2 separate regions of the Homo sapiens genome follow, and region 2 is linked to region 1. A link is a loop called in an ENCODE intact Hi-C map of the cell type or tissue named here. Cell type or tissue: GM12878. All regions are shown on one strand. Each heading gives the region's core, and the rest is flanking DNA. Links, peaks and the distances in the headings are about the cores only.

Region 1 (16,019 bases), core at 2,724-10,723:
CTTCTGGAGAGGCATAACCTTTGGTAACATGCCTTCAGAAGTTTGAGAGTCGTACTACACCTTATCCTAGGACTGGATTTGGTATAAGGTTAGTGGAAATTAGAATTATAGGGTTTTATTATTGGATCATACTTCGAAGATAATTTATTCTAACTCGACTGACATGTAGAAATTAAGGCTGAAAAAACAAGTAAGCTGCCACTGTCACACAGCTGAGGTGGTGTCAGACTTGGTATCCCTTGCACTTCTGTGGCATGACCTCCTTCAAGCAGTTTGGTTTCCAGTTTTGAATATGTCATTGGGAACATAACTTATCAGAACACTTCTCTTCACATCCTGAGCCTTTGATAAAATTTAATTATGTAAAATTATTGAGTTTTATGAACATTTCTTAATCCATAATTTTTATGACCTTACTGATAGGCACTGTAAATGATACCAAAGAATGAAAATCAAAATATATTACCTTGCATTATTTCGAATTATTTAGGGAGTGTGTGAATATGAAAGTAGAAAATAATTGAAGTGTTAATGTTTATGAGGCAGTGTTGTATCAACTTGTGAGTGGCAAATAAGATCACAATAAGATGAGGATGCTTGCGTAATGTAGAAAATACAAGTGAAATCGTAAGCAAAGATAGGGCATTAGAGAAAGCCTGTCTGGTCTCTAAAGTTTGTTGACATATTTTTTCCATTGAGCACCTAGAACCATGTCCTATAATATGGTGATTGTGTTGTTACTCACTGCTAAGAGAAGATTCTTTAATTGTAATGAACAATATCTATAATTAGCTGTCAGCTCCATAGGGGGATGTATTAATATGAGTTCCCTGCATCTGTGAATACTTGAACCATCTCTTGAAGCCTCTGCTCCTATCTTTGCGCAGATGCTGTACTCACCACTCACCTGGGACTCTCCTTAGGCACCTGGCCAGGTACTTGGCCAACGCTCAGAGCTGACCCTGGTGTCACTTTCACTGCTTTTCCTTCTCAGAGCCAAAAGAGGAGTTGTCATTTGTGTGTGTGTAATTTCTTGGACATCAGTTCATTTCCATCTGAAAAATGTTTTAAAAAGAGAGACAGTAGCAATGTAAACAGTTGTGTGGTTTTGTTTTCTTTTTATCATAATATCTAAACTAGCAAGCGATTTAACTTTCATTTTTATTCTTTCCTTGCCCATAATTGAAAAAGTCCCTTTAATTGTTAACCTCATTTTGATAGCTTCAGTTAATTCTGTATGTTTATGTTAGCTTCCCTAACACTATACTTAATGCCAAATATAAATATATTTTATCACCTACATCCTTCCAGTCAGTTTTGATTATGCACTTAATAATATTATAAAGAAACTTAGTTTAATATTTTGAATGCTGGAAGGTACATAATAAATGATAATGTTATTCCACATGGCCTTTTGTTGCAGGTATTGAAAAATTAGTATAAATGATCTATATCCAGTATTTATTGATGTCTATCTGAATTTATCTTTTCAAAATAACTTAGAATATATGAGAAGTAGATTAAATCTGCAAATCTGTTTTGTAAAAAATTCATAATTGCACACATCCAATTTTAAAAATAAATTTCTTTTGTAGTGAAAGTACGCTAAATTAATATGTAATTGCTTGCTCTATGAGGTTTTTCCCAATGATACCTCACATATGTGTGTATTCTCTAGTTTTATTTGTGTTTCATTGCCAGTTACCTCAAAGACATTGCTTAGTGGAGGCATGTGTCAGAAACAGTGAAAAACTTGATAGTATTTTATTAACTACTTATTCTCAGTTGCATCACAGTTTAACTTTAAAACCATAAAACTTGTTTTTATGTTAATTCAATCTTTGTATTTTCCCTTGAACTTACGATTTACCAAGGAACAAATAACTCCCTACAACATGATCTTTCAATATGTCTGCATGTCAGAATATTATGATTTAGAGCAGGCTGTGATCTATGTCGGGTTCTACTGTGTCTATGTTGAATTGGTCTACTGCACTAAAATCGCATCTTGGTGATGCTCCAGTGCACAAATGCCCCAAGATATTTACTCTAGAAGTGTAGTGTAACTGCGGCTCTTTGGACTAAGGTCTCTGAAAGGGTCAATTTTGTACTGAACTCTGGGATTACTGGGTAATACATCTCAACCTTTCTAGCTAATCTTACCTTGAGCTCAAATGGTTCCTTAGATCATCCTGACATGCTAGAAGGCCGAGATGATGACAAAGTCCAAGACAATGAAATGCCTAAGTGTGGAAAGCTGCCCTTCCTAACTGCAGCAAATCACACACAGTCACCATCAGAGAGGACAGTCCATTCTAAATCTAGCATATGTACTCAAATTTCTTGAAATTATGTATCCATAATAGATACATAAAGACCTATAGGATAAGTTGCAAACATAGCGTATTTGATTGTATATCAGTTGTATGAGTCTATGAAACACTTCTGGGTATTACCAGAATCAATTTTGTGAGAAATAATATATATATATAATTTAAAAAATTATTTGTATGGAATTTCCACTTGTTCGGTAGAAATATTATTTTATTCATTGATTATTTTATTCATTTTATTGTATTCATTATATTTTATTCATTATATTATTTTATTTTATTCATTATATTATTTTATTCATTTATTATTTTATTCATTGATATTTAGTGTAAAAGTGGGCCTTGTGGCATGTACCTGTAGTCCCAGCTACTCCGGCTGAGGCTGGAGGATCCCTAGAGCCCCTGTGTTTGAGACCAGCCTTGACAACATAGTGAAACCCTGTGTCTACCCGAAAAAAAAAAAAAAAAAAAAAAGGAAGAAATTTAATCCACCATAGTTTGAATCTTGCATAAAATCACATTACAGATTAACAATAAATAGTGATGGTTGTCATCCCTTAACTAATGTCCCAAGGTCAGAGAGTTAAATACACTGGTGTCAGTTAATGGTTCTAACAGGATTCTAGTGTTAATAAATTTAAATCCCATGTGTTTTGTGTCTAATGCAGACACTACTTATGATCAGCCGTGTTGTCTTTGGCATATTAACTTTGTTTAGAAAACTGCTACTGTTTGTAAACTATACGATATACGATAGACCTTTTCTGGAGAGTTTGACCTGGCACGAATTGCTGGCAAGAAACTATGACTTTCTTATTGCTGTTTTAAACAGTTTGTGGAATAGTTATCTTAATTTATATTTATAGAGCACTGATGATGTGGACTATAATGCAAAATTGAACACGTGTCCTGTGCCCAATGTTGTAGAAATATTGACTCGAATACATACCAGGAATAAAAATTCCATGGTCCTTCTGAGGCTCTGAGAGGCTGCCGAAGGCCAGACACTTACTAGCTGCTTTTTCCTCACCAGCATGAGTATCTGACTGCAAATGTGATTTCTGAACCTGTGGCATGAAATGAACTGAGCAGTACTGTTCTTATGAAACCATCGGGTTTATTAGTAAAGGGTTTGGGATAGTTGATTCTATGCAGATATACCGTGTTTTTCCATAATGTATGTTTTTACTAGTAAAATTTTATACAGTAATATTAATGAAATATTTTCTAGCCATACTATTATATCAGTACAGTATAAATTCCTTACTAGGGCTTTTCCAAACTCTGCATATCAGTTTCCTGATGAGTTAGACTGTGATAATAAGTTGAATTGGGACAGGTTTTATTCATAGCTTCCATTAATATGCCAGTTTAGTATATTGTTTAGTATGTTGAAATGTAAAAGAAAATAATGTTACTAGAGTTGACTTTGTAGTTGATTTCTTTTTATTTATACTTTTCTTTTTTCTGTAAGCCTATTTTTGGTTTATGGATAAAATCCATCGTAGTTATATTTGTTAATTCATTCTAATGCTGTGAATAGTCATCTTAAAATAATGTCATCTTAAAAGTTATTAAAACATTTTCCATTGACATGCAAAGGAAACAGAGGTTCTCAGCTCTCTGAAATGACATTTTGTATCATGTGTAGGTATATAGCTTGAAGCACAGCAGCATTGCTATAGCTAACATGCTGTTTAGTACATTACTTGGCCACATGTTAGAACGATGTCATCATAAATCTTGGGTGAGGGCATTGTTATAGGAGGTTTTTCCATAGACATACACATATTTGTGGGTTGTATGCATATGTACTGTATCTTTCTGATCATGGGCACCTGGGAAAGATAAGGCTGCATTTAGCTCCTTAGAAAATTATAGTTAAATAATTGTGAAAAGCAAGCACGAAGAATGATAGGAAAGAAAAAGAACGAAAAACAAAGAAGAGATTGTTGGTTGCTTTTGTCATATATACCAAAGCCAAACTTCTTTAATTATCAAGAACATTTTAATCTGACTTTTAAAATTGTGCAACTTGATTGCTCGTCCTATGTAGCCTGTTCCCCCACAACCCCCGTCAGCATGGTTGGCTCACTGCTCTTGCATACCACCTGGCTGCCTGGGCCCCAGAGCTTGTCTCAGTCGCTGCTGTTTCCATCACACCACTTGGCTCTGTCCTTGAGACTTGTCTGAAGCCCCACCTTAACAGTGAAGCCTTTTTCAACTATTTCAATCTATGTGTATTGACCCTTTTTCTGAACAGCTTTTAGAGCTTTTTCAAAAGTCCCACATACTGTGGGGTTCTGATGTTCTCATTATTTCAGTGACATTAGTGTTGACCATTGAATCATAGGATCCTTTTGGGGAGGAATAGATGTATTTTATTTATTTATAGGTTTCTACATAGCATGGATCATTGCTAGACACACAGTAAATCCCCAAACATAATTTCTTATTGGTTGGTTGATAGAGAAGTAGCTGAACTATAATAATTTGAAGATGGTTAGGATTGTGTAGTAAATGTCCAAAGATTGAAATTAAGGCATTTGGAATGAAGGTGTAAGTGGGGATTGAAATACATTTTATCTTTTTAGCTCAAATTATGTATATCAGTAAGAATGATGACTTAAAAGAAATTCCCTTTATTTGTTCTTTAAATAGTAATATTAGTCCAATATTAGTAACTATTATTTTAACTTTCCTTACATAAATCCAGTGGCTTTTTACCTAACCTGAAGCAATAAAATTTCATTTAGCTCAGACTAGAGAACTGTGGCAGTTTAATATATGTCTTATTCTCCAGGACTTGACTTCTATGGTTAGTTAAAATTGTTTCAACTTTCCAAGCCCTGCAGCCCTGCCATACAGTTGAAAGGGGGTAGTTTTAAAAAGGACAGGGCAGCCTCTGACTGGAATGGGTCTCATATGCAGTATAATTCCTTCCACCTGTTCTTCTCATGTTGAAGTTTTAAAGCTGTGCAAGAAACATGAATAAGTTCAGAACTAAACCAACTTCTTGAACCCTGAGAATGGGGCTTAATGGACCTTTGTGTGCCTACAACATTCAGTGTGGGTTCTTTTACCCTGTATAGATGGGGTTTTTTTAGGGGCAGAAGTGGGGGGATTTGAACTTTCATCCAATCCAGCAATTGGTAAACTGCAGCTTCCAGGCCAGAGTAGGCCCACTGCCTGTTTCTGTCAAGTTTTATTGGAACACAGCCACATTGATTTGTTTATGATGCTTTTGTGCTACAACAGCAGAGTTAAGTAGTTGTATCAAAGACCTTATGACCACGAAAGTTGAAAATATTTACTATCTGGTCCTTTACACAGTTTCCTAACCCCGATCTAAGATACTATTGTGCTGGTGAGTATTGGATGCATAGTGTGTGGTATATTGGGGAAAATTTCAGCTAAAATTAATTTGGTTGGCCAGAGTTGATGGTCTCTTTGACAAAGAAAAATTTCATAGCAGAGATTTTGAAAGATGAAATCAAGTCTTTGAGGGCACAGCAATTGTAATCCTTGAATGTTTTCTTTTAGAATGAGTCATTCTCTTGGTTCTTAGTAGACTGAGGCAGCCTGGGGTTAATATTCTGCTTAATGCTCCTCCCAGAAGTTATTTTGACAAAAAGCTTTTTAACCCTTGAATTGAATTGAAAGGGCTAGAAAAATATGTTTCACAGCTTTTAGAACCTGAGTGATATGTTAAGAGGTATAAAAATGACAGTCTTTGGCATGAGTGAGGTTAATTTTCTTTTCCAACTAGTTAACAAGGATCTAGCCTGTTAATTAGGCTAATTATCACCTGTTCAGGGCAAAAATGTGCTCAAGACTCTTGGCTTAAGTAGGAGGCTCCCTGGTGAACTGTTTAAAAGCCCTCAGGGGAGGTTTTTCAACTTTCGTCTTGAAGCCACACTAGAGCCTTAGAGTTGAATTTAGTAAATGAAACCTTTCTATTCTTAGGTCTTTGTGGCTTCTTAATACGAATTATGCTCACATTTTATATATAATCTGAAACAAGGAACTCTCAAAGTCTAGTCTAACTTAAATGATCTAGATATTAGTATTATCATGGAACATTTTTGGTGTCTGGATGTAACTTCATTCATTGAGCAAGGTTTTTATTTAGCCTTTGTACACACACGTACACACACAAATGTTTAGAAGGAAATGGTCAAAGATGACTGTGGTCTTATCACAGTTACTGTTATTTAGCTATTAGAGTACCTTTTTGATTATTAAATTTCTAGACAGTATTGGGAAATTTTTATTTTCCATCTAACGTTGCATGTTGAATTTAAGCACGATATATAGTATTTTGAAACTCCATAGAAATATGGTGAACAGGTTACTATGGAATTATTTGGGTATATTTAATGTGGTTCTAGTGTCTGTGTTGTATGAAAGTGTGCTTAAAGTCTACAAGCAGTATTGTAATTTCACTCAGATGTTTCCTGGACCCAAAATACTTTAAGTATCTCACAATTATGATGCTTATAGATACTGAATTTGTTGCTGTGGCAGGATTTTGTGAGTGTCTTCATTTTGCTTTCTGGTCTTTTGGGACACTTTCTAAGCACACGGCGCTCCTGTGAGTCAGTTGGGCATGGTGGCCGGTCGGCAGTGCTCGTCCCTGTGTGCCTTCTGTGTGCTGCATTCTTCACAGAAGTGATTGTTTTCAGATACAGTTGCAGCTCTGAAGAAATTCAGGTGGGAACCCTTCTAGGCAAAGACCACTTCATTTTCATTCCCTCTCTTAGTATATTATCATATAATTATTAAATTATTATCTTGAAAAAAGAAGGCTTTTATTTCAAAGAAACTGCCTGTGAATTGGAAGTCTTTGAGCAACTTAGAAATTGTTATAAACTTCGTTAGTACATTGAGCTGTTTTGCTAGGAATTATATAAATCTTGCATTGTTTTCATAGTTCTATATTTTGTTTATTCAAAAGGATAAGCAATACCTGTCAGTTTTTTTTTAACATTAGTGTAGTTTTACAGTAATTTTTAGTCAATCAACACATTTTTGTCACAGTTTTAGAGGATAGTGACCACATAATTTTTAAATACTTTGATAAAATTTAGCTCACTCTTTTATTAAAATTTCATTTGGAACATACCAGATCTTTCCCACTGGTGTGGTTTTTGTAGATATGAGTTTGTCTCATATACTAATTTGAAAAGACTGGTCCAAGTTATCATATAGAGAAGTTAAGAAATATTTGATTGTCTTAATTAAAATATTTTGAATTACAAAAATTTTCAAAAATAAACACTTTGGAAGATATTAACATATAGTCATATTTATTACAGATTTCTTTCTTTCTTTTTTTTTTTTTGAAACAGAGTCTCAGAGTCTCACTTTGCTGCCCAGGCTGGAGTGCAGGGGTGTGATCTCAGCTCACTGCAACCTCTGCTTCCTGGGTTCAAGCGATTCTCCTGCCTCAGCCTCCTGAGTAGCTGGGACTACAGTTACGTGCCACCATGCCTAGCTAATTTTTGTATTTTTAGTAGAGACCGGGTTTCACTGTATTGGTCAGGCTGGAGAGTTCTTTCTTTTTAGAAACAAAATTTTAGAACTACAGTTAGCACTGTGCTGCCGTCAGCCCCGCCCCCCTCCTCAGCATCCGCCCCGCCCCCCTCCACAGGCTGATCAGTGGTGAGATCTTCCTGCTTTTGCACATGGACGACCTAGGTTTACATATTTAATACTGTTTATTTTGTTGCAACATTTTATATAAATGATACAGTTTCACACCCAACTTGTTTTTTAATACAATCACCTTTTTGAGATTTTTAAAAACCCATACTAATAAATGTAGCCCTAGTTTATTCATTTTCACTGTATTATAATATTCCATTCTGTGATTAAATTCATTGTTTGTCTACTCACAACCTGACGGATATTTAAGATTGTTTAAATTTTAATGGGGGAGATATTTTTTGGGCACGGCGGCTCACACCTGTAATCCCAGCACTTTGGGAGGCCGAGGCAGGCAGATCACGAGGTCAGGAGATGGAGACCATTGTGGCCAACATGGTGAAACCCTCTACTAAATACAAAAAATTAGCCAGGCGTGGTGGTACGTGCTTCTAGTCCCAGCTACTTGGGAGGCTGAAGCAGGGGAATCGCTTGAACTGGGAGGCAGAAGTTGCAGTGAGCTGAGATCGGGCCACTCTACTCCAGCCTGGTGGCAGAGCGAGACTCAGTCTCAAAAAAAAAAAGAAAAAAAAAAAAAAGAAAAGATATACTAGTGACTCCTCTTACTGGTAAAAAATAAAATAATAAACCACTTTTATTAAAATACCTGTGTCTTTATATATGTGAGATGTGTGCCTATTTTTCATTAAGTTTTTAATAGCAGAATTAATACTTTGCCTAAAGGATATAAAAAATTTAAATAACATTTAATAATGTATTTTGAAGAAGATGAATAAAAAGCCACCTTTTTAGGATACTTACCTTAGTAATGTGGAAACATAAGGTTATAGATATAACTGAAATTACACATTATATATTTTGACATAACTTGTCTGATATTTAGACATTCAAAAATAGAAAAATGCTCTAACACAGAGTTTCTCTGAGGCCAAAATATCTATTAGGACAGTGCTATTAATCCTATAATCATAATTCAGTTCCCTACTTATTCTTTAACTTTATTCATGACATCTAGCAACACCAGGTGAGAGTTTCTAGTTATTGTCATAGAGCTGACAATGAGGATATTTAGTATTCTGTCTTCAAAATTTTCAGTCTAAAGATGTGGATTTTCATTTTGACTCTGTTATCAATCATATAATGAGAGAATTTCAGAGAAGGAATACCTTGGCATGTGCTGAACACCCTGGCTTGCACCTCTGCTCACTGATTTTAGCAGGTAGGTGAGCTAAGGCCAGAGTCAGCCCACATTTAGTAGGGTGCTAATGAAAAAAACAACGCACATAGTAGTGAAGAAAGAAACCTCTCATAAATATTTTGAGAATACTAGAAAAAGTGCTTAGAATTTTAGGAACCCCTTATTTAATTTAGAAATCCTGCCAGGTGAGGTGGCTCAAGCCTGTAATCCCAGCAGGAGGACCGCTTGCACCCAGGAGGTCCTGAGGCTGCAGTGAGCAGTGATCATACCACTGCTCTCCAGCCTAGGTGACAGGGTAAGACCCTGGCTCTTAAAAAAAAAAAAAAGGAACTCTTTTAAATTTATGCTAGAAGACTAACTCGTAATTGACTTCCATGGCATAGCTACGTGCATGAGAAGGGGCCTTATTCCAAGTTTAGCATAACAGACATCTCAGTGCCAGGAACTCTGTAATGAAAACGCCTGCTGAGAGGACACTAAAGGTATTATGTAGAACATTCAGAGTTTACCCATGTTGCTCTTGAGAAGTCTGGATCCATTTTGATTTCTCTTGCTTGTGACTTTGTTTCCTTTTGAAACCTTTAAGATCTCTTTATATCCAAGAGAAACATCTAGTGAAGCCCAAGGAAAGGGAAGATAAGAAATTGCCCTTTTTCATTTCAATTCTGTTAGCACTGTTTGGCGTTTTGAACTTGTAGTAAGCATTGTAGAGTCACTCTGTTACCTAAGAACTGCAGATGGTATTGAAGCCCAGCTCTCTCTTCTGGGCTTCAATTTTCTGGGCCGTAAGAACATGGGTGAACCATATACCATCATATTATGCGTGCTTGTGTTATTTACCCTCTCAGATTGTAATCTTTACATTATTACTAATTATTCATCTTTGCACATCCCTCAACTGACCTATAAAACAATCTTCACTAGTGAATTTTTGCAAAACAGACCTCTTTAATATACTGTAAATTCAGTTATGCAAGAAATCTCTCAGGAAAGTCCACCATGTGGGGATAGAAAAGCATTTAAAACATTGAATCTAGCCTAGGGTAAGCCACAGGGCTTGGCCCTATCCCTGGTGGCTGGAGGGGCATCTCCTTGGGGGGTGGCAGGCGAGGAAGAGTCACAGCCGGCGAGGAAGAGTCACAGCTGTTGAGGCCTGTCAGCACCTTTGCCTCTAGCTCCGGGACTGTGCATCTCCCGTCTCTGATACCCTCCCAGCTAGCTCTGCATTTCCAGTTGTCACCTGTTTTTAAATGTCTAAATTAAATGCCACCTCTGGGAAGCCTTCTCTTATCTGCCCTGCCCCACTGTAATTGCTCTTCTTTTAAATTTATAATGGCATTTAATTTTTTTTTCTGGCATTAAGTTTATTTTTGTGAATGATTTTTCTCTTAGTAGCCTGCAATTTCCTTGAAAGCCAAACCTGACTCCTCTCTTCGTTTGATTTCTCTGTGCTATGTGGAACAGTGTGTTGGGGACAGTGGGTATTCAGGTGTTTCTGCTGTCCAGCCAGAACACACACTGATGTCCCTCTTCTCGCAGGGTTCACCCGGCAAGATAGAGCTGTATGCATTATTAGCTCAGGTTTCGCCCAGGGCTCCTCGTGATAGACTTCCTGCAGGTCCCCAGGAGGACCAGGATCCCTTGGGTGATGGTAGAGGTCTTACTGAGTTGCTGTGTGAAGGCAAATATTTTAGAATATTTGAGACTCAGAATTTGTGTAGTTCCAGAGAACACCCCATTGTTAAGTACGTCTTGATCTTTATAAGGACAGTTTACATAGGTAATACCGGTTCTTTTTTAAGTGCCAGAATGAGCTTATTTATTTTCATAAAGCAAATTGTAGAACACATGAGGTTTTCTGAAAGTCAAGTGGTGGTCTTAGTTCTTTGTTATCTGGCTTTTGTCATTTCACGACAGGCACAAGCTTTAGTTTAACATTTTTATTACATAGGAATAATAGAGTACATATATTGAGGTTTCATAGATGTAATTTTGTTAAATGTACATCACAGTAGATTTAAAAATGAGGGATTTATTTTGTCATTCATAAAGTTGTAATAAAATCTGGAGAAACTATTTGTTAAAAGATAGTATCTACTTAACCTCCTTATTTGTTTCTTGTAGGAGAAGGTTAGAGCCACAATAAATACATGAGGAAATAAGTAGATAGGGGAATTTATCTTGGAAATAAGATCCCTGTCATGGTTTTGAAATGTTAAATGCATGAAGACCCGTCAAAGAGATATACGGACGTGATTTTTTTTTACAGTGCATATCCAAGTATTTAGTTATATTTGTCATTCTCTAGTACTAGTAAGCAATGATCCAATGATATAGTAATTTCAAAGTTAGTCCATGTTAACGGGTGTAAATATAGTATCTCTTTACATATATAGATAAATAAATTGGCAATTTTAATATTAATGAAGCATTTAACTTATATGGCAATTCTTAAATATTTAACTATTTTTATTTCTATTACATTTAAGATCTACCTTTTGAAAATATAACTAAATAGAATAAAAGATTTTTATAAAAGACAATTTTATAATTTGATTCATGGGAATTTGTGATATTCCGAGTGATGAATTTGTTAAGGTAATTCACATTTGCCTCAAAATAGGGAAGTTAATTATTTGGACCCTGGGATTCTTTATCAGCCCTTATGGGGCTAAGGAAATTTGTAAAAGTATGGTTAAAGACTCTATGTGAAAGTATACACTCAACATCTCCTTATTCATATCATAATTTAAAGCACAGATTATATTAAACTCATAGTTCTGATTGCATTAAAATGCTAAAATTTATGATAGCCAACCCAGCTTGCCAGACACTATCTTTGTGGCATCGTGCTTGTCAACTCGTTATAATATTTTACTGTTGATTATTGAGTTTTACTTTGCTTTTGACTGTTCATTATTCTGAATTAACTGGAGAGTATTTTATTAGTTACAGGGATTGTTTTAAACTCATATTGGAAATGTAAAGTAAATGTTAGCAACTATTTCATGAATGCAATTGAACAGGGGCAGAAGATCAAACAGAGGAAGTATTCAAGGTTCTGTTGGTGGTTCAGAGTTCCTTTATTATTAAAGGTATTGAAAGGTCTTAAATGGTAAACCTGAAATATTATATTGTATAAGTACTAATTTGTTATTTTCAGTATTTTTTTTTCATACTGGAAATAGTTAAGGTTTATTTTTCTCAAATACTGATTTTGTAAAAATGTATAGTTACGATCTGTTTTTATTTTTATCAAACGAACCTTTTTATGTACCCACATGGTCACACAGAAGGACCCCTGGTTCAGGAAACACCTTTGGGGTTTGCCTTTTCTTCCCTGCAGCGTAGTGCTGCAAGGCCGCCGGGTGCATGCAGGAGAGGCCCTGCTCCAGCCGTACAAGCCGCACACCAGCAGACAGCAGGGCTTGTCTGAGTGGTTGAGTATGGATAGCATTTCATTTAGCCTTTGCTCTGACAGCCCATGCCCTGGATAAGTGGTGTAGGCCTGTACAGGTGAAATCTATTCTCACTTTTGCCTCAGGGGTGACTGGACTGTAACAGAATTTTTCAAACCCGTTGGGCCCAACCGCAAAGCAGAGAATAAATGGCTGAAGTGCCAGGCCTCGACAGAAAAATCAATGCCTGGTTATACAGACATGACAGACCAGGCCTGCAGTGCTCCTCGCAGAGGCTGCGTGTGCACCGCACCTCAGGGTTCGCACACGCGCTGCCTGGGGCCTTCGGTGCTGGTGTGCGGGCCATATTTATATTGTTTTCTCTCTCCTTCATGCAGGAAATTTACATGCCACTTATGTGATAGAAGTTTCACAGAGAAGTGGGCCCTGAACAACCACATGAAACTCCACACGGGAGAAAAGCCGTTTAAATGTACCTGGCCCACGTGCCATTACTCATTCCTCACAGCCTCCGCAATGAAAGACCACTACAGGACGCACACAGGTGTGCCGCGCCGCCTTCCTATCCCAGGAGGCTGGGCAGAGGTAGACTGGGTGGACTGTGGGAACAGAGGCATTAATTATCCCATCTTCATAGTAATCAATGGAAATGATGTCCTGCTTTAAGATTGTGGTAATTATGTATTTATAGGTATGGTATCATTTCATTATTTTTCAGTGAGAAGGCAATTTTAAAGTGACATTTGTGCTTGTGTGTGAATGTGTTTACATAAAATAAGTCTATATTTAGAAGCTCATTTATGGTGTATGTATGTGTATATATATATTTGTATGTGTTTAACATGTCTTTTTAGAAGATCTTTATAGAAGGTCATATGGAGAGATTAAGTTTTCAAAGAGAGCTAGTCTTGTGTTTTGTTACTGATATAAACGAATTTCCATAGTATGTTTGAACATTAATGAATCTTGGTTTTATGTACCGTTTTAAGAAACTGTTACCACATGAATATTTTTCTTCTGAGGAGGATACTGTCAGATCCAAGAGTTTTTGATAATTGATACAAATACTTGGATAATTGATACAAAGACACTAATCCGCATTTAGCTACTATAATTTTTTTGGAAAGTTATTAAAAATGTTCAAATTCACATACATTTCACATCAGAACATGTAACAGAGGGTGTGGAATTTCCGCTAATTGGTATGTGGAGCAACACTGAGCGTACATCTTTGGTAGGGGTGGTGCCAGAACTCTCAGTTGGGCCCTTGTAAATGTAAATCCCAGTAAGACCCTATTGTGATGTTTGTGATTTCTTTTTTATAGTCTAAGTCTAGTGGGCCCAAAACTTCCTTACAAGCTTATATTTGAGTCTCTCCCTAGAGCATTGTGGCCATATTCCTGTGAGCTGTTTGATATTTTTGTGGTCTTCCTTCTCTTTACACCTCTCAGAATGTATTTTGTTTCAGGGAAAAAAAATAATACATTTTAATCAGCATTCCAAAATGTTCTTCTGATTGCCAAGAATTTTATATTATTGTTAGAAATTATAGGTTAAAAGTTCTTCTCAAGCAGTTTGTGGGAAGCCCAGGCCTCCTTAGCTTCCTTGACAAGGGTGTTGACGATTTAAGGTCTCCAGCCTGCCCTGAGAGATCACTTATATCGAACAGCAGATGAAAAGCCAGTGCAGATGTAATTTATCGTCGGCGTTTCCTTCTAAAGAATAATTGTGGAGACTTGGCTGGATCAATAATATAGATTTTTGTTGTTAGGTCTTGTAGTCTGCACCATAATGAGAGATAGGGGACAGTGGCTGTTTTCTAATAGAAAATAAAGGATTAGTTTCCGTGTCTTTCTACATTTGAATGCAAAATGGCACACTTGAAACTAATTCAAGTTGTTACAAAAAGAAGTCTCCCATTATATCTCTGCTATCATATAAATAGGGCATGCTGAATGAACCCCCTCTAAATTCAAGAAATTTTACATTTAGTTTTTTCTTAAAATTTTTTTTCTCAAAAAAAACACTCTGTTTGGCTGCTGATCAAACCTAACACCCCAACCCACTCCAAAAAAAAAAAAAAAAGGCAAGTGAAAATTGAGTTTAGAATGAAAAACAAATCAAGCCACCCAGGTAAATATGATATACAATACATTGGAGACTAACATCCTAAATAAAATCATACACATAAAAAAATCAAAGTCACTAATGTATTGAGAATCAACTCACATAGAAAATTAATAATTTTGTCTTTTTGTATGTATAAATCTTAAAATAGGGAAAGGAATAAAAATATATAAAGCATATATGTAAGTATGCAGCATCTATGCATGTAGAAAATATAAATCTTAAGAGGGATTTTCTATGCTTGTTCATGTTTCTATTTTACAAGATGCAGGCCACAAAGAAGTTCATAAATGACAGAAAGGAAGAATACTTGAATCCAGAAGTCCTAAGATTGCTCTTTCCTCATTAGAAATTTTGCTTATTGAATGATATGGCACAAACACTCCCACTAGCACACACCACCAGATGTGTGTGTGGTGCTGCACACACACTCCTCACACGCACAGCAGGCAGCACCCACGGACCCGCAACGAGGAATTGATTGGAGGGAACGATTTTGCCTCAACATAGAAAACTGTGTTAATATTAACGAGCAAATTGTCTTGTGGGATTAAAAAAAATCTACTCTCAGTGTTATTTAATTGATAATACAGCTAGTTAGAAAGATTTATTTCAAATTGATTAAATAATTAAATGAGTGATTATAATTAAACTTTATTCTTTACAGCCCATCTACTCTATTCTTTCTATATTGAAATAATAATACCAAGGAATAAACTTAGCCCCAAAATAAGAAGTAAAGATAGCAAAAATATTTAAATTCAGCCTTATTTTTAAAATGATAATAATGAACATTTTAACTTACCCTTAGGAAATAAGATTAAGCGTAATTTGGTTAAAACTCTCTTTAAGTATATGTGTTCGTTGAAAGTAGAAAAGCCAGTAATGTTCTTAAAATAAAGGGAAGACTCTTTTGATTACTGAAGTTATTCTCCCTTCCTATATGTACTATTTATTAGAACCTTAAAAAGGCAATTATAATTTCCAAAACACCACAAGTTAAGTTTCTATTATGATAAACCAAAGTGATTTGGGACAACACAGCCTGACTCTGGCCAAACTCTTGAAAGACTTGTTGCATTAAATGTCTAAATGAGTAAAGTAGTTAAAGATAGATACAAATGATTTATTTTATTTCTGGAAAAACATTTTATAATTTCACTGAATCTCTCGAAGGTTAGCATTTTTCTTCTATTTTGCCTTTCTTTGTGAGTCTTATGGGATGATCTGCCTAGCTGGCCAGCACTTACTGCCTGAATATGCTGCAGTGGGAAG
Region 2 (16,019 bases), core at 2,634-10,633, 63 kb before region 1:
TGTCAGTGATTTGCCCTATCACTGATAACTTTTATGTCATTTGTCAGGTTATTGTTTCAGGATGGAAATAATTATGACCATTATTTGTAACTCAAACATAGCTTGTTAACAGACAGATTCATTATACCGTTTTTTTTTAAACTCTATAAAATGTTTCAAAGAGTCTCTTCCATAAATTTAAAGCAATCCTAGACATTTAGGCACTTTGTTAGGTTTTCTTTCCCCGTTAGAAAATAAGCAGTCCATACTCTTAGTGATATTCTATAATTTCTTTTTGGAATACTTGGAAATAGTAATATAATGATCATTAGTGCTTATGAATTTTTGTCTTGATCATCAATTATCAACTAATTTTTAAATTGTTTTTCTCTTGAGTATGATTAATGATTGTGTACCTGAAAAATGTAAAACATTCAGTTTGTCACATTCCTTTGTCAAGGTATATGAGATTAATTTTATAAATCAGTATATATGAGATTAATTTCATAAGGCTTCATTTATATTTTTCTTTCATTATCAGTGTGTTTTCATGGAAATCTAGACTTACTGTTTATATTTTATATATACTTCGAGTATCACAAACGTGGGCCATGAAAATGGCAATGTAATGGTATCAGTGAAACTGATTGAAATAGAATGTTCCCTCAAATCATTTGTTGGATATTTAAGTTTTAATTTTTTATTTTCTCTTACAGGTATATTCAATTATATCCTGAAAATGAAAGACAGTTAATTAGGTTATACCTATAGGTATCTACTTATCCCACCTGTAGTTCAAATGCAGTTTATTGTTTTGATCAGAATTTCACACCCGCAGATGCATGTCGAGGTCTCTTGGTTGGTGTGCATTTGCTGCCAGTGATAGCTGTATGGTATATAGAAGCCAGGGCTAGTTTATGAACTTCACATGGAAGAGCGTTTTGTAGTGTCAGTGGACACCTATAACCTCTTTCAGTTACCGCTTAAATTGATGCTACTCACTGTGAACATGACAAAAGGAGAGTGTGAATTACTCTGTATGAACAATAAACATTCCAGAAATCGTCCAAGTACATAGTTCCTTCAAAATGTTCTGTTAGCACATGACCTTGCTAGAAGAAAGTGCTCTTCCTTAAAAAATAACCATTTTCTTTTCCTTTTCATTTTTGTCAGAATTCTTAAAAAAAAAAATTTTCCTTTGCTTAAACAAAATAGAACCAACATACGTGAATATGAAGGATAAAATAAATAGAATCTCAAATCTTTTCACTGAAAGTCACTGTTAGCTTTCTGTAATGTCCCTCAATGAACATCTCTCAATTCTCATGTATATATAAATGTACATATAGTTATACTACGTACAAATATATTTACAGAATGTTTTTCAACTTGCATTTAGTCTATATGTTATGGGCATTATTCCATGTCAATTTGTAAATGTGAGTTTACATAATTTTAGTGGCCTTTTAACCTATTGTTTATGTGAATCATGATGTTACTAGTTAATAGGCATAGTACATTTTTACTCTGTTAACAATGTTACATATACATTTTTTCAAGTTATTATTTTCCTAGTGTAAATTCTACACTTTGAACTGTTGTGGAAAAGGCATTTTTATTTTGTTGCAGATGAATAGTCTTCCACTGAATGCTCACAACCGACAATGTGTGGTAGTTGTTTTGTTGTATGTATTGGAAGGAGAGGGAAAATATTATATTAAAATCCAAATTTTATGTAGCAGAATAATTGTAAGATTTCAGAGAAATTTCTAATTTGCTTTGCTTCAGGTCAGTTCGAAAATTTTTCTCTTACTCTTCCTTTTTGTTAACAATTGTTTGACGGAAAATTTTGTGAAATATTCTAAGTGTTTGACAAATAGTGGATATCCAGTGGAAGAAAACAGTAACACTAAATATATTTAAATTGCATATTTTTATGTCGCTTAGTTTTAATGCATATGCATGTTTTATAGAGCTTTTGATGTTCCAGGGAAACTGTAATAATTAAGTTTGCAATACATTGTCAAGTTAAGATTAATGATAAATATGGTAGTCTGTTCTGACATTAAGCCAGCAATCAACCAACCAATAGTAGGAATGTGTTTTTTTGTTGTTGTTTTTTTCTTTTTTTTTAACTTTGCCAGTGTGTAGGAATTTCAGGGTATCTCAGGCCATATAGAATTCAAAAGTTATAAATTTGGAGTGGTTATAATGTTACCTTTCTTTTTTTAAATAATTATATTGAGACTCATTCTGACTGTTCCAGGGTGGTAGCTAATGAGAGCTAAGTCCAGCGTTACCACCCCCTTAGCCAGTTTTGTTACCTGTCAGAGTCAAAAGAAAGCCCTGTAACAGCCTTGTATTTCAGTGCTTCACTCAATCCTGAGCTAACTGGAGTGAGGGGAAGACCTGTTTGCTCCCGTGCTCTTGGGGAGATGGATTTGGGGCTGACATCAGCACTGTGGTGGTTGTGGGTTTGTTCTTCCTGGCACTTCGTCCCTAATGGGGATACCCCGTTGGTCCAGCCCTCTGGTTCATTGCAGTGCTAGTGCTGGTGCTGGTCCTGTCATCGATAGGGAGACCCTGGAAACTTCCTGTTTTCTGAGAAGAAGGACCTGGTTATCAATGGGCATCTAGAATGTGTCTGTGGGATTTTTCTCTATAAAGTACTGAAAGTGACAAAATTCATTTTGCATTGTTGAGAATGCATAGTGTTTATTTTTAGGAGAGGAATATTTTCTTCCTATATTTTAGCAATTTTAAGTTGATTTTCTGCAATGCATTATGTTATTTCTCTGATATCTTACTAAATTTTATTAAAGAATTCGAAAAGGCAGATTTTAAAGAATGGGTCAGTCTTACCAGAAAACATACAAGCTTATTCTGATTGCGCATGAAAGAGAAAGTTTAGTATTTCTAGTTTGGTCACATTTATATGTTTTACAAACCAGGGAAGCTGTGTTGTGTTACCTTGGGTCTGTGTGTCAGCTGTGAATGACAGAGATAATGTGGTTTTTATCAATATTAATACTTTCTGGAGCATGGTTTCAAAAAGGTCAGGAATGACGGAGCGAAAAATGTTCACGAGAATGCTTTACAACGTGCCTTGAAAACATGAAGCAATTTAACAAACTTGATTGTCCTTGGCTTCAGAGTAAAGGTTGCATATCGAAAGATCGGGACGTTGCCAGGAATACAGAACAACAGGAACGCGTCGAGTGCCTCTGAAGCCCAAAGTCTTTGTGAGCACTTTTCATAACTGATGGGACCTGCAGTGGGAGGATTGGCTGAGGACTTATTTTGGTTGAAGTTAGACATATTTCATTGTCTTTTTTTTTTTCCTTTTATCTGTGTACTTCTTTGCATACTTGAATTCATTTGTGTGATGTAAATCATCACACAAATGTAGGCTAGTCTAGTGATTTTCTGGAAGGAACTGTTATTTTAAAAATTGAGTACTCAGTTTTATAAAATTGTCATCATCAATGAGTTAAAAAAAAAAAAACCCTTAATGATTCAGGGTTTATTTAAAGCTGACTGTCCAATCAAAGTTTTTGTAAGCATGCCATGTGACAAATGCCTGGCATATTCAGTAAGGAACATATTAATTATTCTAATTAACACATGACTTCAGAGAAGTCTTTCGTTAATCAGCACATGGATCTTGGTTATTTGTACCCTTTTGGGAAAATTTCACACTCAGATGCAAAAATACCAGGCTAAATACATTGCTTTGTTTGTATGTGGAGAGGATATTCATCACAATGGTACTATACATCTAAGAAAACAGAAAGTAATTAAAATGCTGATTACTATAGCCAGTCTCTAAAACGTCTGATTATTTGTATTTCATATGTGCTCACATTTCTGAGAAGTTAGCTTTTGTACCACAACCTACCATGATTATCTGATATTCTCCGGAAGGTTAGCCGAGTTGTTTCCTATATTACTTAGGAAAAAATTTCTTTTCACAATTGAAAATGTCAGCATCAATTTAAAGTAACACTAAGCATGTGCTTGCTTTCTGAATATTATCCTCCTCCACCTCCTTCCAACCACCCTGCCGAGGATCTGGCTGTGACAGTTTGATTAGATCATCAATCCTCACTGTTAACAGCACTTTTCCTGAACACCTGGGCTGCCAGGTCACATCTGAATTCAGCTACCGTTGTTTCAGTGACCCGACGTGCATTCACCATAGCAATTGACATTATGTGCACAAATTAAAAGTTACCTTATAACAACAGTTTACTTTAAAAAATGACCTCTTTTTTCCCCCCATGTTGAAGTTCTGCTGTGTTATAGGAGGTGCATTTTTGTATGATGAAAGACTATTTTAGAACATAGTCACACACCTTGATGAAGGTGTTTCCTTTTTCTTTTTACTTGGGCTTTCATTTCAGAACTTCTATAATGAAAATAATCGTCTTTCATCTTACTCTTCTGCTATTTAAAAATCTTTGATTGCATTTTTAAGATTTGATTACATTTTGGATTTAAGCCTAAGTAAATAATTGAATTTCTCATATATTGCGGAAAATCTTTCTGCTTTCTGCTCCTAAATTCTCCAGTTGAACTGTCACAATAGTCTGATTTACACTTTTCTATTTATAGTTGTAGTGATAAAGATAAATACCTACTTACATTTTCAATGCAAATTGTCTAGTAGCAGACTGCAACATAAGCATACTGTTAAATCTAGCATTATCTGATTTTTTGATTCCATAATTATCTTTTGTTTTCCCCACAACTTTTTATTTTTATAATGGGAAGAGTAAAAATATAAGAATGTTATCAATACATTTATGATACTTTGGAGTAGAGACCTGACTTCTGTTAAACTGAACCAAAGTTTTCCTGTTGCTGTTTGATCATTGTTAGGTGGGAATGAACACCATCTGTTAAAGGGTCTCCACCTGGTATAGGTAGAGACAAGAGTCAGTATAAATTATATCTGCAATTTTAACTGGAACTGATTATAATGTTTTGAAGTCATTCATTGTTCATTGTTTTAAGACAGATTTGAGCATTGTGCAAGCAAATGAAGATGTTACGTTGTGTGAGAAAATTGAGATACTCCTACTTGACTTCTCGACTCGTCCTCTTTCATTCTTTGTTTAATGGAAGAGCTTATGGATGTATATTCTACAGACTTTACTATTTCCAATACATTTTTTTCCTAGTGATGTAACTCTTTTTGTTAAAAATTTTCTTGAGTTTTTAAATGATTTATCCTTATACACTAGAACTTGGGAAAATATCTTAAAATAATACTAAACGAGTAAGATTATACTTTGTAGAACTCCAAGCCATCACGTGTGCACTTAGGTTTCCTGCCAAATCTGGAGCAGTGGCTGGATGGCGCAGGGCCTGCTGTGACTGCAGGCCCACACCTTGGCTAGGCCGCGCCCCTTACTTAGGATTACTTAGGTTTTCCTTAGTATGGCTAATGTTGATTGTCTTTATCTTATCTCAGAAAGTCTGTGGCAGTTGTAAACTCTCAAGCTTTTGACAGTGGCACAGTGTGATATGTTGGGAAGTTGATTCACCTGTCAACCTGGTTGTAATTCACCAATCTCTGCTTTAGCCTATGCCAATGGGGGGTTGTAGGAGGAAGGCGAGAGCCAGGGGTGGAGGACCTGAGTTCCAGTTGGTCCCTAAGTAGCTTTATTTCCATGGACATAGCTTTTTGACTCTCAGAGCCTTAGTTTCATTTTCTGGAAAGCAGATATGATAAGATGTGGACTGTTGTGAGGATCAAACAAGATGATAAATGAAAATACTGTAAGGGAAATAAAATGACAACATGTCATAGTGGATAAAGCTCTAGCAGAGGATGATTAAGATCCAGTACCTGAGTTTAAATCCTGTCACCTCCATTTTATTAACTGATGCAATTTGTCCGAGTTACTTAACCTCTGAAACTCCGTTTATTCAACTAAAAATATAAGGAATAATACTCCCTTTAGAAAATTCTCATAAGGAGTAAATAGAGTGAGACTGAGTAAGTGTCCCAGCAGAGTGCTTGACATGTAGAAGCTATTCTAGGACTATGAGTCACCTTTACCTCACACCTATGATTAATTTAGCAAAAATTTTCTCAGGCATGGCATGGTTTTAGGTTCTAAGAATGGAGTGGTGAGCAAAATAAACACTTCTTACCCATAGAGCTTACATTGTTATGGCAGAACTGGAAAGTAAGTGAAGAAGCACATAAATAATTTCAGAAAGCAGTAGATGCCATGGAGATAATAACGGGAAGCAACAGGTGATTGTAGATAGATTGTTTACAGTAGGCACCTCTGAAGCCTTTTTAAGGCTTTTCGGGCAAATTAGCCTGCATTATTTGCAAGAAGTAATGCAAAGAGAGTCCCTGTATTCTGAGGCTGAGTAGGAACGTGAATGATGAGAAAGGCAGCATTAAAGAGTATTCTAGGTGGAGGGAACAGAAAGTACAGTGAAACTGAATTAGGAACTGAAAGTGTTGGGCTGCATGTGCTGAAGGAGGGTCCTGTGGCTGTAACACACATACAGGCCAGCTTGTAAAGAGACATGAGCAGGGTCCCGAGAGTCATGGAGGTAGTCTTCGTTGTGCATGGATATTCATGGGAAGGTTTTCACAGGGCAAGCAAGACTTTGAACAGTCACACTAGTTATGCTATAGTATGGTGCTCAAGTTCCCCTATGATAGTATTTCAAACTTCTGTATCCCCTGCCCCAGTTGTTGGCAACTGAGTATTTTCATCCTAAGTACAGAAGTTGGACAGGATATAATTTCAAGTGTAGAATAAAAATTGACATAGTAAAGTAATATTTGTACCACTTTAAAATGTATCCAATAGAATGTTAACACCATGATGATTTGATTCCCACCGTCCATTCATTTAAAAGTACATGAATAAGTTCTTTAACTGTCAGAAAATTTGTTTTTCTTCTTGAACTCACATCCCTTATTTCCCCCACAGATTTTATTGTATTTGTATGTGGACATATTTTAATGATCATCTTATCATTTCTGGGTATCAGTACATACTCACGGACACATACATTGATGTAAGGTTTTTTTAATTGTTTTATTTTTAAAAAATAAAAGATGAGGTCTTACTATGTTTAGCCTAGGCTGGTCTTGATCTCCTGGGCTCAAGCGATCCCCCACCTCAGCTTCTCAAAGAGCTGGGATTACAGGAGTATGCCACAGCACCTCACATTTTTTTTTTTTTGAGACAGAGTTTCACTCTTGTTGCTCAGGCTGGAGTTCGATGGCGCGATCTCGGCACACCGCAACTTCCGCCTCCGAGGTTCAGATGATTCTCCTACCTCAGTCTCCCGAGTAGCTGGGATTACATACATGTGCCACCACGCTTGGCTAATTTTGTATTTTTAGTAGAGACAGGGGTTTCTCCATGTTGATCAGGCTGGTCTCGAACTCCTGACCTCAGGTGATCCACCGGCCTTGGCCTCCCAAAGTGCTGGGATTATAGGTGTGAGCCACCACGCCCGGCCAGCACTTAGCATTTTTTATATTTTAGTATCTTTGCTCATAAAGCTCTAAGTGTTAAAAATGTGTAGAAAGGATTATTGTAATTACTATTAAAACGATTGAAACAACAAAGTCTATAAAGAGTTTGATAATTATTAAGCATAAAATGTATAATGGTATTGGAATTGAATGACTTACTGAGACTTTAAAATTTTTAAATTTCAATTTTTGTGTCTATGGATGAAATTTATTGCTAGAATAAGGGAAAGTCTAATGGAAAATAATGGTAAATGTAAATGTTACTGAGATACTATAATTGTGGGGCTTACAAATAGAGTTCTAATGATTATTAGCTATATTGCTTAAACAGTACATATGCTCACCTATTGTATATGTTGTTATGATAGGATCAATTACATTTTTTTTAAAGTTAATCTAATTCTAATGAGTACATGGTAAGAATGAATAAATAGAGAAGTGCTTGTGCTTGTTGAGTGTCATCACTTTGATAGACATGGGCATTTAGTCAAAGGATAGTACCCAATAAAAAAGCTAATGGTAATGTTCCTCTTTGAAGAAAATAAAAATATTAAATTATATCAGAGACATGTTTCTTTTACTGATGTAATATTGGTCTGTGGGGAATAAATGTAGAATTTTTCACCTCCTCCTCCTCCAAATCATAAACAATGTGGAGCTAACACAGACCGAACCGTGGGTAAATAAGAGTGCTCTTTTTCTTACCTCGCATAGTAAAACTGCAGATAGGGTATGATTTATAACAAGTTATTTCCCAGGATTCTTTTACGAAAAAAAACAGCAAAACGTCAGGTAATCCCACTCTTAGATCCGGCATGCATCTTCGCCATGCAATTTTATGCAAAAGTGAAATGAAATTCTGCTCTCTTTAATATTTCTTTCCTCCTCTTCTTTTACACTGCTCTCATTTAGAAGTGATATCTTTGGTTGATAATTGTTCGGGATTCACAAGGCAAAAAATTGTTAAGCAAAAGTTATTGTCACTCTCAGCATCCCATTTGCAGTATACCTGAATTTAGAACATCTGAATTTGGGCCAAGTGCCCTATGCCTAATGTCATGCTTTCTCTTTATAGAAATATGTACAAACTAGGAAAGTGCATAGTGAAATCTCTAGGTTTCAGTTTATGGCTCCTTGATTTTAAGAAGGTTTTTCTTATAATGATGGTTTCTTTGGTGTCCCAGTGGTTTTTTCCACTTTGGAGCAAGGTAGATGATGGGCAAGAAGAATGCCTTTCTTCTGTTAAGTGAGGAAAAGGCAGTTGTGAGTTAAATAGGTGGTTAAGAAGAACTGGCGTATGGTTATACTTCAAGAGCTTTCTTAGGCTTATCGATAATACAAAAGATTATTAATGGAGTCTAGATCAGGAATTGGTAATTTTAAACAGTTCTTGCTTATGTACCCTTTGCACATACATACAAAGTCTCCATGTACCATTAGAGTGTATGGAGGTCTAAGCTGGAAGGTCGTAGCATGGAGAAGGAGTGAAAGGAATTAGTTCAAGTGAGAGATGACTGTAGTTAGCACCACAGTAATGGGAGTGGTCAGATTGGTGATAAATGTTGAAGGCAGAGCTGATGGCACTTGCTGAAGGATGGATTGTATGTGAGATGTAAATGAAAGAGGAATTATGTGGATGTGATGGTGCCTTTAACTGAGATGCAAAAGACTGTGAGAGGAACTCATTTTGAGCAGTCTTTGCTAATCAATAGATAGGTTTGAAGTAGTTTCAGACATTCAAGTGGCGATGCTGAACTGGAAGTTGTATGTGTAATTGTAGAAGTGAAGGTAGAGGCCAGGTGTGAAGGTAGAGCCCTCCACTGGGATCAGAAGCACTGAAACTAGTGGGAAAGGGAGAGAGAGATGAGGACCAACCTTTTGGAGCTCATTTAGTGGTCAAGAAGATGAAGTGGATGCTGCGGTGGACTGGAGAAGGCAAGTTGTTAAGGAAGGCAGTTTGTGTGGATATTTTAAATCTGAGTGCCAAAAGTTTTAGATTTAAGCGTCAAAGGTGATGCACCTTTGCTTTTTTTTTTTTTAAATCAGTAATCTCACCACTTGATGTACTGAATGATCATGTAGGATTCTGCTGTGAAATTCATGTGCATTTTAAAGCTGAGTGGCCTTATACAGTCATATCCTGTTCTTGGTCTTAAACTGTTAGAGAAAAGAATAAATAATGTGATTTGATAAAATACTCTGTTTCCACTCAAGTAATTGGTCAGATCAGGCATGATAACACTTTTATTTATTCCTAGTGGTTTTCATTTTAACTTTTTAAACTTCTGGTATTCTCTGTTCTCTAGTTTTGAGAGTCCTTTTGTTTGTTGCCTCATAGTTAGTTTTTAAATTTCAGAAATATCGCCGCATATCTACAACTATCTGATCTTTGACAAACCTGAGAAAAATAAGCAATGGGGAAAGGATTCCCTATTTAATAAATGGTGCTGGGAAAACTGGCTAGCCATATGTAGAAAGCTGAAACTGGATCCCTTCCTTACACCTTATATAAAAATTAATTCAAGATGGATTAAAGACTTAAACGTTAGACCTAAAACCATAAAAACCCTAGAAGAAAACCTAGGCATTGCCATTCAGGACATAGGCATGGGCAAGGACTTCATGTCTAAAACACCAAAAGCAATGGCCAAAAACAAAACAAAACACCAAAAACAAAAGCCAAAATTGACAAATGGGATCTAATTAAACTAAAGAGCTTCTGTACAGCAAAAGAAACTACCATCAGAGTGAACAGGCAACCTACAAAATGGGAGAAAATTTTCGCAACCTACTCATCTGACAAAGGGCTAATATCCAGAATCTACAATGAACTCTAACAAATTTACAAGAAAAAAACAAACAACCCCATCAAAAAGTGGGCGAAGGACATAAGCAGACACTTCTCAAAAGAAGACATTTATGCAGCCAAAAAACACATGAAAAAATGCTCACCATCACTGGCCATCAGAGAAATGCAAATCAAAACCACAATGAGATACCATCTCACACCAGTTAGAATGGCAATCATTAAAAAGTCAGGAAACAAAGGTGCTGGAGAGGATGTGGAGAAATAGGAACACTTTTACACTGTTGATGGGACTGTAAACTAGTTCAACCATTGTGGAAGTCAGTGTGGCTATTCCTCAGGTATCTAGTACTAGAAATACCATTTGACCCAGCCATCCCATTACTGGGTATATACCCAAAGGACTCTAAATCATGCTTCTATAAAGACACATGCACACGTATGTTTATTGCGGCACTATTCACAATAGCAAAGACTTGGAACCAACCCAAATGTCCAACAATGATAGACTGGATTAAGAAAATGTGGCACATATACACCATGGAATACTATGCAGCCATAAAAAATGATGAGTTCATGTCCTTTGTAGGGACATGGATGAAATTGGAAATCATCATTCTCAGTAAACTATTGCAAGAGCAAAAAACCAAACACCGCATATTCTCACTCATAGGTGGTAACTGAACAATGAGAACACATGGACACAGGAAGGGGAACATCACACTCTGAGGGCTGTTGTGGGGTAAGGGGAAGGGGGAGGGGGGAGGGATAGCATTAGGAGATATACCTAATGCTAAATGACGAGTTAATGGGTGCAGCACACCAGCATGGCACATGTATACATATGTAACTAACCTGCACATTGTGCACATGTACCCTAAAACTTAAGTATAAAAATAAAAAAAAATAAATAAATTTCATTGAACTTAATCTTTGCCTATTACTCTGTTAACTTTGTTTTAGGAAGCCTTTATCCTTTTGCCATTGTCTTTGCATGAAGTAGCATGGCAGACTCTCTGAGAGCTGTTTCAGAAAGCTCTGGATTTGTGTCTTCGCTTTTCCACTTAGGATTTGTGAGATGTCTGGCAGTAGCTTAGAATTTTTGTGTGTGAAAGGAAATAATATTTATTTGAGAAGGTTGTGAAATGTAAATGAGATACACATTTTATAATACATAGCACACAAACTACTTAGCAAATTGCTTACAATGACTTCTTTACTCTGTTTCACATATACTACCTTCAATGTAATCCCCCTCTACACCCAGAGAAAACAGCCAGAATTTGGTTTTCCCATATTATTGTTTATTTTTTTCTAGATAACCTATAATTCCTTTGAAGGTAACATCTCTTTTTTCCACCACTTCTGCTTTTATGATTTTGTCTTTGGTTTTCAACACATTGATTATAATGTGAAGTGAGAGTGAGAGAGAGAAAGTTGTGTGAGCGTGTGTGTGTGTGTTCGTTCTATGAGGTTTGATTAGCTTCTTGAATGTAGGGGTTGTTGTTTTTCTGCAGTTTTGAAACTTCCCCCATTGCCTCTCTCTGTACTACCTCTGCCTCACCCTGTTCTTCTGGGACATTTTCGACCTCTGTGTGGATCCCACGTGTCTCTCATGCTATGATCTGTTCTCGTTGTTCCTTCTCCTTACTCTTTAGTTTTTATGATTTTTTTTAATGACTTTGTCTTAGAATTCAGTAATCCTGTCCTTTGATATGCCTTCTTTTAAGCCATCCAATGAATTCTTGATGAAAGATATTTTGTTATTTGGTTCTAAAATGCTCACCAGATTTTTTCATGTAGACTACAGTTTTTGTTGCGGTGCTCCATTTTTTCATCAATTTCTTGTCCCTCATTTCATCTCTTTGATGTGGTCATCATAGTTCTTTCAAGGTTTTTACTTATTTTTACCCTGAATTGTTGGTTACACCTTGCCTGTCTACAGGCCCCGATGGTGTGATATGACAAGAAGGATGGCCCTTTTCTCTGTTAGGCAGAAAAGGGAGGAGTGGTTGCCTTGTCCACAGCAGATTGTGCTGCGCTGGCTTGCAGTTTTAGTAAGACTTGGTCCCTGTGTGGTTTGTCCCTGTGGACATCCTGTGTTTTTGATTGAGCTTGGACAGGTGGGCATAGCTTCTCTCTCCTCAGCCCTCAGAGACTGCATGAGGGCTCCTTGTGTTCTGGGGAGGTCTTGGGCTGAGTGCTTCAGGCTCACACTCTGCGCAGCTTCAGATCCATGGAGGTGAGGCACTGTCAGGTCCATTCGCTCAAACGGGAATTTGTCTTCATGATGCCGTGAGGCCACAGAACACTTCGCTCTGCGTCACCCCCTTCACCCCACACCCACCACCTCATCAAAGCCAGTGTCGTGGGAAGACCTGCTTTGCCACTGGGGTTCCTCCAGTTTCTACTCTGTCCCATCAGCCCAGGGTGAGGGCCGGTATTTCTGCTCATTTTCTCTTACCCCACTGGAGCCCTTCATCTTAGGGAAGCCAGATGTGTGGCTGACCTGGAATCACCAAGTAACATGGGGGAGGAGGTGGCATCTGTTCATAGCTTAGCTCCAAGGGCCCCTTTGTCCGCCTCCTCCTCTAATTCGTCTTGTTCTGGTAGCTCCCACAGCTTACTCAGTATCTTGAAGGACGTGGTGGTTGTAATTAATGCCCCCTTTTTTGGTTGTTGCAGTAGCAGCTTTGGTTTGCAGGATCTATATATCCTATCAGGAAGTGGAAATTCCTAATTTTGTAGGGAACTGAGAAGTTGTAATTTACTAATTAGTCTTTAAAATTGTATGGAAAAAATTCTTAGTAAGTGGAATAGTAGAAGGAAAGTGATGTAAGTGGATGTCCCATTATCTGCTTTCTGTGTTGGATGTGTGGTTCCTACCCTTCATGGCATAAGGGCATATTTCATTTCTAGTTATAACATTAAAATCATGTTTTAGTAGCATTGAGAAAAGTTCAGAGACCAAATAATACTCCTTATTGGTTTTGTTTGTGAGTTTGTTTTTGTTTTTAAGATACAGGGTCTCCCTCTGTTGCCCAAGCCAGAGTATAGTGGTGCAGTGATAGCTCCCTGTAACCTCCACCTCCTGGGCTCAAAGTTCCTCCTTCTCAGCCTCCCAAGTAGCTGGGACTACAGGCGTGCACCACCACACCCAGCTAATGATTTTACTTTTTGTAGACACAAAGTCTCACTATGTTGGTCCTGAATTCCTGGCCTCTAATGATCCTCCTGCCTCAGCCTCCCACAGTGCTGTAGTTACAGGCATTAGTCACCGCTCCCAGCCACTACTCTTTATGTTCTCAATAAATGATTGGTATTAGTCTTAAATGATCCTAATGTATGTTTACTTGAGCTATTTTTAAAGGATTTATTTGAATATAAGTTTCCCAGTAAAGAAGGAAGAAATTCAGTTTGTTGAAGAACAATCAGTATGATTTTATCCTCTGTCAATTTCCAGTGCCCTGACTGCATTGTGGATAGTATATGAGAAACAGAAGAAGATAAACATATTTTTTTATCAGGAAGGGAGAGGATTAAAAAGTAATTTTTCCAAAATGATTGTCTTTTTACAGATTTAAAAAAATGTATAATCTTACTGCGTAAAATTTTTTCTCATATAATTTGATGAAAAATTTGGTTTTATTCTTGTGTATTTGTTAGGCATTAAAATAATATGAGTGGTCTCTATAGTACTTTCTTGGCTTTTTTCATTTACCCTTAATGAATTTGTTATGCTAAAGTAGAGATACATTATGAAATATACAGTACATTTTTAAAATTCAAAATATCATATTATATAATCTTTATTAATCAGACTTTTATTTCAAAATTTTGTTTACATTATAAAATTTTACAATGTAAAATTACATTATAAAATTGTTATTATAAAGAAATAAAAGTTTATGACCAGAAGTATAACAATATAAATTAAACAAAATAAAATAAATGGATCATATTTTATCAGTAGAATTTTTGGTAGGATTATAACCTACCAAACAAAGAAAATGGATTATAAAAATTAGGGTTATTAATTCTATATTTACAAATGTTTCTATGCTAGAATATGTGATTTTATTTTATTTATTTATTTTTAGAGTTGGGTTCTCACTATGTTGCCCAGGCTGGACTATGATCTTACTTTGAAAAGTTGGATATTATTATCTACATTTCCTTTGTTTTAAGAATTTCCCAACAGTGTCTTATGAAAATGTCACTGACGCATCTCTGCTACCCAAGTAGCACAGTGTCGGCCCTGGTCCTGGTCACTCAGGGGCAGTGGTGTGCACTTTTGTCTTGTTTGCTTTTGTCCCTGTCTTTATCATATTTCTTCCCCTAATCTCCAGGAGAAAATGAGTTTTGTTTTATTTTGGGGGCTTATCCCTCTGTTTATGTCATACACTAGCAATATGGGATATATTGTATTTTGAGGTTTAAAAATGTAACAAACTTTCTTTTCTCACAATACTAATCAAAAAATTGTTGAATACCATTGATTTTCCATTATTATTGTTCTTTACAGAAAAGCTTCAGTAACTTGCCTGAGTTCAAAAATTAGCAGTTATTGGGAGCAAGATTCGAAGTAAATCAGTCTCTGTACAGAGGCTGTGTGACATAAACTGAATCCTGACTCCTTATTTCAGCACCTCCCTATGACATCACGATATGGCTACTATTGTAGGTCCTTTCTACTTAATTGTATTGATAGGTTATTACTGCGAAAGTATACGCCTTTGATTATGTTGCTTTCTTGCTCCACAAACAAAACAAAGCAATAGTGTCCCATGCCTCCCAATAACGTTTTGAGGTTTTCTGTGTTGTTCCAATCTCTATGTAAAATGTATCTAAGTATGGACTGCGTTTACTTCTCCAGCACGATTCGTTTGGACTTGGGATATGAATATTATTATGCTCATGAGTGTCCAAATTCATGACTGAATGTACAGGATACTCTCGTATGAAGGGACAATCATGAATTTGTTTGTGTTCTGCCACTTCTCTTTGGTTTATCCAACTAAAGAGAATTCCTTGCTGATGGGTAATTATCATATTATATTTCTGGTTACTTTGGCTGATGTTGACTTTGAGGTGAAAAATTAGATATTTCACCTTCTGATTCAACCCCTCTGGTTCATTTTCTGAAAGAGCTGAGTGGAATTTTCTTTCCAAAATTAAGATTTCATTAATTAACAAGAGCTTTTATTTGTGGAAATAAAAATCAGAAAGACCTTTTGGGTCAGTTAGCGTCCTCTGTCAGATTTTCACTTGCCCTGTCTACTCTTTATTTGTAGTCCATTTTGTCATAAGAATTGGGTACTTCCCTTAGGAAAAATTCTGTTTCTATAAATGCATTTAAAAACCTTTCTGAATGTTTATGGCTCTTAATCTTGACCCATTTCTTACTTTGTTATGCCACAATATTATTGGCATTTTGTTTGGTGGCTTTGATTTATTTAAACCTAGAATTTGGCGTTTTATTTGTGTGTTTTAATAGAATAGTGATACAATTGGATATGACATTTGTCATTTAAATTGATATCCATAAAATTCAATACACAAAGTATTATTCTAATAAGTACCTAATCTGTATAAATTGCTGAAAGTATTCACTTTTAACTTGCAAATATATTAATGATTTTGAGTTTTGATCAATATTTGCGTCAATAAAGACATGAACTTATTAAATTGGTGGTATAATTTATGTACTAGATA

Evidence for each region. Peaks named below come from ENCODE experiments on the same cell type or tissue, not always from the same donor. Only the 100,000 strongest peaks of a DNase experiment are listed, where the experiment ranks them.
Region 2: a loop joins it to region 1, with 2.2 times the contacts of the local background. A loop is called at or near these places in 10 of 110 quality-filtered maps.

Annotation. Positions count from the first base shown.
Region 1 is chr18:74,864,203-74,880,221 of GRCh38, forward strand. ZNF407 (zinc finger protein 407) reads left to right here. Exons shown (of 9, transcript NM_017757.3): 5 at 12,995-13,161. Among named protein-coding and RNA genes, the nearest start is that of ZNF407, 270 kb to the left of the region's middle. In GM12878, for the core only: no CTCF peak of the experiment used is centred there; a DNase peak (open chromatin) is centred at 6,219; H3K27ac peaks cover 1,671 bases.
Region 2 is chr18:74,800,832-74,816,850 of GRCh38, forward strand. The region is part of intron 4 of ZNF407 (zinc finger protein 407); the gene reads left to right. Among named protein-coding and RNA genes, the nearest start is that of ZNF407, 210 kb to the left of the region's middle. RefSeq lists enhancers at 5,114-6,313, 6,298-6,347. In GM12878, for the core only: no CTCF peak of the experiment used is centred there; DNase peaks (open chromatin) are centred at 6,100 and 6,430; H3K4me3 peaks cover 965 bases; H3K27ac peaks cover 1,997 bases.